2 separate regions of the Homo sapiens genome follow, and region 1 is linked to region 2. A link is an interaction called in ENCODE POLR2A ChIA-PET data of the cell type or tissue named here. Cell type or tissue: Caco-2. All regions are shown on one strand. Each heading gives the region's core, and the rest is flanking DNA. Links, peaks and the distances in the headings are about the cores only.

Evidence for each region. Peaks named below come from ENCODE experiments on the same cell type or tissue, not always from the same donor. Only the 100,000 strongest peaks of a DNase experiment are listed, where the experiment ranks them.
Region 1: POLR2A ChIA-PET joins it to region 2 with 6 read pairs; 2 of 35 experiments call an interaction of 5 or more read pairs at or near these places.

Annotation. Positions count from the first base shown.
Region 1 is chr18:49,512,885-49,517,581 of GRCh38, forward strand. All of the region lies in intron 2 of LINC02837 (long intergenic non-protein coding RNA 2837), which reads left to right. Among named protein-coding and RNA genes, the nearest start is that of LINC02837, 16 kb to the left of the region's middle. RefSeq lists an enhancer at 2,790-3,404. In Caco-2, for the core only: no CTCF peak of the experiment used is centred there; a DNase peak (open chromatin) is centred at 1,877.
Region 2 is chr18:49,774,771-49,779,467 of GRCh38, forward strand. No RefSeq gene overlaps it. Among named protein-coding and RNA genes, the nearest start is that of ACAA2, 36 kb to the right of the region's middle. In Caco-2, for the core only: no CTCF peak of the experiment used is centred there; no DNase peak of the experiment used is centred there.

The sequences.
Region 1 (4,697 bases), core at 779-3,278, 260 kb before region 2:
CTACTAAAAATATAAAATTAGCCAGGCATGGTGGCATGCACTTGTAATCCCAGTTACTTTGGAGGCTGAGGCAGGAGAATCACCTGAACTCGGGAAGCAGAGGTTGCAGTGAGCTGAGATCATGCCACCGCATACCAGCCGGGGTGACAGAGTGAGACTGTGTCTCAAAAAACAATAAAACAAAACAAAACAAAAACAAAGGACAATCCAGGCCAGGTGCGGTGGCTCATGCCTGTAATTCCAGCACTTTGGGAGGCCCAGGTGCGTGGATCGCCTGAGGTCAAGAGTTAGAGACCAGCCTGGCCAAGATGGTGAAACCCTGTCTCTACTAAAAATATAAAAATTAGCCAGGTGTGGTGGCGCGTGCCTGTCATCCCAGCTACTCAGGAGGCTGAGGCAGGAGAATTGCTTGAACCCAGGAGGAGGAGATTGCAGTGAGCCGAGATTGTGCCATGCACTCGAGCCTGGGTGACAGAGGGAGACTCAAAAAAAAAGGACAATCCAAAGAAGATTGGGAATATTAAAATAAAGGTGTAGTGGAGGTGAAACTTTTTTTTTCTTTTGAGACGGAGTCTGGCTCTGTAGCACAGGCTGGAGTGCAGTGGTGCAATCTTGGCTCACTGCAACCTCCACCTCCTGGGTTCAAGCAATTATCCTGCCTCAGCCTCCCTAGTAGCTGGGATTACAGGCACGTGGTCATAATCCACCATGCCTGGGTAATTTTTGTATTTTTAGTAGAGACAGGGTTTCACCATGTTGGTCAGGCTGGTGTTGAACTCCTGACCTCAGGTGATCCACCTGCCTCAACTTCCCAAAGTGGTGGGATTACAGGCGTGAGCCACCACATCCAGCCTAAAACAGGTTTTTCCTTAATGGTGGTGGTGGTGAAGTGGGAGAATTGTCACTCCACTGGATGGAGTTTGTTTGCATGTGTTTAAATGATAATTATTTTCCTTTTTTTTTTTTGTGATATGGACTCTTGCTCTGTCACTCAAGCTGGAGTGAAATGGTGTGATGTCAGCTCACTGCAACCTCTGCCTCCCAGGTTCAAGCAAGTCTCGTGCCTCAGCCTCCTGAGTAGCTGTTATTACAGGTGCCTGCCACCACACCCGGCTAATTTTTGTATTTTTAGTACAGTCGAGGTTTCACCATGTTGGCCAGGCTGGTCTTGAACTCCTGACCTCAACTGATCCATCCGCCTTGGCCTCCCGAAATGCTGGGATTACAGGTGTGAGCTACTGTGCCCAGCCTATTTTCCGTTGTTATAATTTGTCTGTAACTTATAAAATCGTAAAATAGGCTGGGTACAGTGGCTCACGCCTGTAATCTTAGCACTTTGGGAGGCCGAGGCGGGCGGATCACCTGAGGTCAGGAGTTCAAGACCAGCCTGGCCAACATGACAAAAAACCCCATCTCTACTAAAAATGCAAAAATTAGCCGGGTGTTGTAGCTGGCACCTGTAATCCCAGCTACTCGGGAGGCTGAGACAGGGAGAATTGCTTGAACCTGGGAGGCAGAAGTTGCAATGAGCTGAGATGGTGCCACTGCACTCCAGCCTGGGCAACAGAGTGAGACTTCATCTCAAAAAAAAAAAAAAAAAAAAAAAAAAAAAAAAGCAGAGGGTCTGGATTTCTAGATAATATGAAGGGAGGACATTGCAAAACCCAGCAGCAGCGGAAAGAAATATCCTGGAGGAAGTTGAACTTTACCCTGCTTGGGAATCTATCCAGGTCTGAAGCCCCTCTACCGAGGTCCCCAGAATGTTCCCCGCTTTCCCCACTGAGTCTGCTGGGGAGTAAAGTCCAAGATGACAGCTCAGTTGTTCCCACGTGGCAGTGTCCTCTGAGGGATCCAAATAAACCTGGAGTTTTATTATCCTGACTGTGCCGATAAGGAGACTGGCCGACCTAGGCAGAGAAAGTGGAGGCCACTGTCCGGTATCTCTTGGCAGGTCACACTCATTCCTTTTCTGTTCACATCAGCTGGGCTTGTAACAGCTCCCAGTGATAGCGTATCCAGGCTGGTCACCCGACGGTGGAGTCTTGTCCATTTGGAAGGCCCAGACCAATGACTGAAGTAAACTACTCACCCCACAATTTACTGCTCCTAGAACAAATTGCTTGTCTTGGTGATAATTCTCTTGTGTATGGCTGAAACTATCAGCTCTGGGATAATGTGCATAACTTTGCATGGATTGATAAAGCTCCATTTATTTATTTGGCTAAACAGAGTTATTACACTATTACTTCTTCTATGAGTTTCTGACATAAAGTCAGACAAACTCAAATGCAAGCTTATTTATTTATTTATTTATTTATTTATTTATTTATTTATTTATTTATTTTTGAGACTGAGTCTTGCTCTGTTGCCCAGGCTGGAGTACAGTGGCGCAATCTCGGCTCACTGCAAGCTCCACCTCCCAAGTTCAAGTGATTCTCCTGCCTCAGCCTCCCGCATAGCTGGGATTACAGATGGGCACCACCACGCTCGGCTAATTTTTGTATTTTTTAGTAGAGACAGGGCTTCGCCATGTTGGCCAGGCTGGTCTCGAACTCCTGACCTCAAGCGATTTGCCCAATTTGGTCTCCCAAAGTGCTGGGATTATGGGCATGAGCCACCATGCCCGGCCTCAAATGCAAGCTTTTCTATCATCATACTAATCCTGCTGAATGAATTTGGAGCTCAATTCCTATGGGGGGGCAAGAGCCTAGAGGTCAAAGCTGTCCTCTTGAATCCTGGTGTCGTTGATGCGTGCATAAGGCTTTGCTTGTTCATACTCTCTCAGGCAGAAGTGTAATTTGAGGAAAATGTAGTGTGCATGTGTGTGTGTGCACATGCACATGTGTGCATACATGTCCTATAAGAATGAGAATGGGTGCCCACTTTTCTTGGCTCCTCTCCCTTGTGCCTCTGGGCCTTTCTGCCTGAATGCACTTGCCTGGAAATCCTTGTCGATCTCTCTCATTCAATGACCAGAGCACCAACTATGGAGTTTGGAAACCTGGCTCCAGCCCTGATTCTGGCATTGACATGCTGCATAACATTGGTGAAAGCAACTGGCCTCTTTGAACATCCCTTCCTGGTGTGTGGCAGGAAACATTTGGTTTCCTTGAACTGAACCCGCCTGACAATGGGAAGATTTGCCTGAACCACCTCCCCTGCTGGGTAGCTATAGGGATTAAATGATGTAACAGAAGGTAAAGCAGGATTATTTTTTAAACTTTTATCTATTTTTAATGCCCTCCTATGTATCTTCAAGGCCAGAGCCTTCTGAGACACTCCAGCCCACGGTGACTGCTCTCCTCTTATCTGTCACTTCTTTAGCCTTATACTGCTTTGCTTATTATGATCTATTTATGTGTTGCGCTTTATCCACTTGTCTTGTCCATAAGCTCTTTTTCTGCCCTTTTGAATCTTTTCAGTGGCTAGTGTGCTGCCTTCATCATAACTGATTTCAGTATGTCTTTCCAGATTGACTACTTAATTGAATTTGGAATATGGGGAAGGAGACTTAGTGTAAAGGGACCACCCAATACAAGGTCTGAGATTATTTTATGCCATATTTCATGGTGGAATAAGGAATGAATAACACAATCTGAATGAATAATGCAGTGTATCATGAGTTGGGAAGGGAGAAAAAAAAGAGTATTTGTACATGTCATTTTTTCTTTCTTTCTTTTTTTGTTTTTTTGAGATGGAGTCTTGCTCTGTTACCCAGGCTGCAGTGTAGTGGCGTGATCTCGGCTCACTGCAACCTCTCCCTCCTGGGGTCAAGCGATTCTTCTGCCTCAGCCACGCAAGTAGCTGGGATTATAGGAGCACGCCACCGCACCTGGCTAAATTTTTGTATTTTTAGTAGAGATGGGGTTTCACCGTGGTGGCCAGGCTGGTTTCAAACTCCTGACCTCAAATGATCCGCCTGCCTCAGCCTCCCAAAGTGCTGGGAATACAGGCATGAGCCACTGCGCCCGGTATATACATGTCATTTTCAATCATTTTGACCTGAATCACCTGGTTTTATCTGGTCAATGAAAGCAGAGGACAATGGTCAAACTTACTATTTGGGTCTTTTGAGACAAAGTAACCAGCTGATCGACTGTCTTTTCTGCTCAGCAGAACTTGCTGGCCCTGGAAGCCATGAGGAGTAACTGAACTGAGGCGAATAGGCTCATAGCTGGGGAGGAAACAGCAACATAGCAACATTTTTACTTTTGCCTTATTGGTGTAACCTTGTTCACAAGGAAGACATGGAAGGGAAAGGACTTGGAGAGTGAGAGAGGAAACAGAAAAGAAAGATTGTGAGGAAGGGCCAGGAGGAAGCAAATAGAGCTTCCAGTTCATGCTTGGGGAGTACTCAAAGTGTCCATGGGAGAGCTACGGGTGGTTGCTTCATATGCAGGGAGAGGCCTGGCCAGACCCACCTTCCTCCCAGCTCTGACCCCAGAGTGAGGTCAGTGTCCAGTTTCCACGTGAACGATTTGCAGACCCCACCCTTTCCCCAGCAGGTAGCAAAGGCCACCTCACTTGTGTCTATGCACAAGCCTGGGCTCAGAGATTCTCTCAAGCCCTAGTGTCAGTGCTCTCCAGATCAAGAGGACCAACAGAGTATATATCTATAGAGAAGTTTATTTTAAGGCATTGGCTCACGTGATGATGGAGGCTGGCAAGTCCAAAATCTGCAGGGTAGGCCTGCAGCC
Region 2 (4,697 bases), core at 940-3,439:
ATATTTAGGATAGTTAGCTCTTCTTGTTGAATTGATCCCTTTACCATTATGTAATGGCCTTCTTTGTCTCTTTTGATATTTGTTGGTTTAAAGTCTGTTTTATCAGAGACTAGGATTGCAACCCCTGCCTTTTTTTGTTTTCCATTGGCTTGGTAGATCTTCCTCCATCCTTTTATTTTGAGCCTATGTGTGTCTCTGCATGTGAGATGGGTTTCCTGAATACAGCACACTGATGGGTCTTGACTCTTTATCCAATTTGCCAGTCTGTGTCTTTTAATTGGAGCATTTAGTCCATTTACATTTAAAGTTAATATTGTTATGTGTGAATTTGATCCTGTCATGATGATGTTAGCTGGTTATTTTGCTCGTTAGTTGATGCAGTTTCTTCCTAGTCTCCATGGTCTTTACATTTTGGCATGATTTTGCAGCAGCTGGTACCGGTTGTTCCTTTCCATGTTTAGTGCTTCCTTCAGGAGCTCTTGTAAGGCAGGCCTGGTGGTGACAAAATCTCTCAGCATTTGCTTGTCTGTAAAGTATTTTATTTCTCCTTCACTTATGAAGCTTAGTTTGGCTGGATATGAAATTCTGGGTTGAAAATTCTTTTCTTTAAGAGTGTTGAATATTGGCCCCCACTCTCTTCTGGCTTGTAGGGTTTCTGCCGAGAGATCCGCTGTTAGTCTGATGGGCTTCCCTTTGAGGGTAACCTGACCTTTCTCTCTGGCTGCCCTTAACATTTTTTCCTTCATTTCAACTTTGGTGAATCTGACAATTATGTGTCTTGGAGTTGCTCTTCTCAAGGAGTATCTTTGTGGTGTTCTCTGTATTTCCTGAATCTGAACATTGGCCTGCCTTGCTAGATTGGGGAAGTTCTCCTGGATAATATCCTGCAGAGTGTTTTCCAACTTGGTTCCATTCTCCCCGTCACTTTCAGGTACACCCATCAGATGTAGATTTGGTCTTTTCACATAGTCCCATATTTCTTGGAGGCTTTGCTCATTTCTTTTTATTCTTTTTTCTCTAGACTTCCCTTCTCACTTCATTTCATTCATTTCATCTTCCATCACTGATACCCTTTCTTCCAGTTGATCGCATCGGCTCCTGAGGCTTCTGCATTCTTCACGTAGTTCTCGAGCCTTGGTTTTCAGCTCCATCAGCTCCTTTAAGCACTTCTCTGTATTGGTTATTCTAGTTATACATTCTTGTAAATTTTTTTCAAAGTTTTCAACTTCTTTGCCTTTGGTTTGAATGTCCTCCCATAGCTCAGAGTAATTTGATCGTCTGAAGCCTTCTTCTCTCAGCTCATCAAAGTCATTCTCCGTCCAGCTTTGTTCCGTTGCTGGTGAGGAACTGCGTTCCTTTGGAGGAGGAGAGGCGCTCTGCTTTTTAGAGTTTCCAGTTTTTCTGTTCTGTTTTTTCCCCATCTTTGTGGTTTTTATCTACTTTTGGTCTTTGATGATGGTGATGTACAGATGGGTTTTTGGTGTGGATGTCCTTTCTGTTTGTTAGTTTTCCTTCTAACAGAGAGGACCCTCAGCTGCAGGTCTGTTGGAGTACCCTGCCGTGTGAGGTGTCAGTGTGCCCCTGCTGGGGGGTGCCTCCCAGTTAGGCTGCTCAGGGGTCAGGGACCCACTTGAGGAGGCAGTCTGCCCGTTCTCAGATCTCCAGCTGCGTACTGGGAGAACCACTGCTCTCTTCAAAGCTCAGATGGAAATGCAGAAATCACCCGTCTTCTTCGTTGCTCACGCTGGGAGCTGTAGACCAGAGCTGTTCCTATTCGGCCATCTTGGCTCCTCGATTTCCAATTTTATTCTACTGTAGTCTGAGACAGTACTTGATATAATTTCAGTTTTCTTGAATTTACTGAGACTTGTTTTGTGTCCTATCATATGGTCTATCTTGGAGAATGTTCCATGTGCCAATGAATAGAATGTATATTCTGCAGTTGTTTGGTAGAGTGTTCTGTAAATGTCTCTTAAGTCCATTTGTTGTAGGGTATAGTTTATGTCCATTGTTTGTTGACTTTCTCTCTTGATGACCTGTCTAGTGCTGTCAGTGGAGTACTGAAGTTCCCCACTTTTATTGTGTTGCCATCTATTTCATTTCTTAGGTGTAGTAGTCATTGTTTTATAAATTTGGAAGCTCCAATGTTAGGTGCGTATATATTTAGGACTGTGATATTTTCCTGTTGGACTAGTCCTTTTATCATTATATAGTGTCCCTCTTTGTGTTTTGTTTTGTTTTGTTTTTTGAGACAGAGTCTCACTCTGTCACCAGGCTGGAGTGCAGTTGTGAGGTCTCGGCTCACTGTAACCTCTGCCTCCCCAGTTCAAGCGATTCTCCTGCCTCAGCCTCCCAAGTAGCTGGGACTATGGGCGCACACCACCATGCCCAGCTGATTTTTGTATTTTTAGGAGAGACAGGATTTTACCACATTGGCCAGGGTTGTCTCGATCTCGACCTTGTGATCTGCCTGCCTCCGCCTCCCAAAGTGCTGGGATTACAGGCATGAGCCACTGCACCCGGCCCCTCTTTGTCTTTTTAAACTTCTTTTGCTCTAAAGTTTGTTTTGTTTTATGTAAGAATAGCTACTCCTGCTTGCTTTTGGTGTCCATTTGCATGGAATATCTTTTTCCTTCCCTTACCTTAAGTTCATGTGAGTCTTTATGTGTTATGTTAGTCTCCTGAAGACAGCAGAAACTTGGTTGGTGAATTCTTATCCATTCTGCCATTCTGTATCTTTTAAGTGGAGCATTTAGGCCATTAACAGTCAACGTTAGTGTAGAGATGTGAAGTACTATTCTATTAATTGTGCTATTTGTTGCCTGAATACCTGTGTGTTTTTTTTCATTGTGTTATTGTATTTTAGGTCCTGTGAGATTTATGCTTTAAGGAGGTTTTATTTTGGTGCATTTTGAGGATTTGTTTCAAGGTTTAGAGCTCCTTTTTGCACTTCTTGTAGTGCCGGCTTTGTAGTGGCAAATTCTCAGCATGTGTCTGGAAAAGACTGAATCTTCCTTCATTTATGAAGCTTAGTTTTGCTGGATTAAAAATTCTTGGCTGATAATTGTTTTGTTTAAGGAGGCTAAAAATAGGACCCCCCCAATCCCTTCTAGCTTGTGGGGTTTCTGCTGAGAAATCTGCTGTTAATCTGATAGGTTTTCCTTTGTGGGTTACCTGATGCTTTTGCCTCACAGCTTTTAAGATTCTTTCCTTTGTCTTGACTTTAGATAACCTGATGACTATGTGCCTAGGTGATGATCTTTTTGTGATGAATTTCCCAGGTGTTCTTTGAGATTCTTGTATTTGGATGTCTAGATTTCTAGCAAGACTGGGGAAGTTTTCCTCGATTATTCCCTCAAATATGTTTTCCAAACTTTTAGATTTCTCTTCTTCCTCAGGAACACCAATTATTCTTAGGTTTGGACATATAACATAGTCCGAAACTTCTTGGCAGCTTGTTCATTTTTTAAATTATTTTTTGTCTTCGATGAATTGGGTTAATTTGAAAGCCTTGTCTTTGAGCTCTGAAGTTCTTTCTTCTGCTTGTTCAATTCTATTGCTGAGACTTTCCAGTGCATTTTGCATTTCTCTAAGTGTGTCCTTGGTTTCCAGAAGTCATTATTGTTTTTTATTTATGCTATGTATTTCACTAAAGACTTTTCCTTTCATATCCTGTGTCATGTTTTTGATTTCTTTAAGTTGGACTTCACCTTTCCCTGGTGTCTCCCTGATTAGCTTAATAATCGACCTTCTGAATTCTTTTTCAGGCAATTCAGAGATTTCATCTTGGTTTGGATCCACTACTGGTGAGCTGGTGTGATCTTTTGGGGGTGTTAAAGAAACTTGTTTCATCATATTACAATAATTGTTTTTCTGTTTCCTTCTCATTTGGGTAGACTATGTCAGAGGGAAGATCTAGGACTCAAGGGCTGCTGTTCAGATTCTTTTGTCCCACAGGGTGCTTACTTGATGTGGTGTTCTCCCCCTTCCCCTAGGAATAGGGCTTCCTGAGAGCCGAACTGCAGTGATTGTTTTTGCTCTTCTGGGTCTAGCCACCCAGTGAAGCTACCAGGCTCTGGGCTGGTACCGGGGAATGTCTGCAAAGAGTCCGGGGAAGTGATCTGTCTTCAGGTCTTTCAGCCGTGGATAACAGCACTTGCTCCAGTTGGAGGTAGCAGGGGAGTGAAGTGGGCTCTGTGAGGGTCCTTGGTTGTATTTTTGTTTAGTGTGCTGGTTTGTGTTGGTTGGCCTCTAGCCAGGAGGTGGTGCTTTCAAGAGCATATCAGCTGCAGTATTATAGGGAGGATGCAAACTTGCCCTGGGGACACCCGGTTTTCAGGTTTCTCAAGCAGTGGGCAGGGCCAGAGAGCTCCCAAGAGATTATGACATCTGTCTTCGGGTACCAGGGCAAGTAGAGAAAGACCCCAGGTGGGGGCAGGGTTGGACATGTCTGAACTCAGATTCTCCTTGGGCAGGGCTTGCTGCAGCTGCTGTAAGGGATGGGAGTGTGGTTCCCAGGCCAATGGAGTTATGTTCCCAGGGGGATTATGGCTGCCTATGCTGAGTCATACAGGTTGTCAGGGAAGTGGTGGGAAGCCGGCAGTCACAGGCTTCACCCCGCTTCCACATAGCCCACAGTCCTAAAGGCTGGTCTCACTCCCACCATGCCTTGCCAACAGCACCGAGTCTATTTTCAG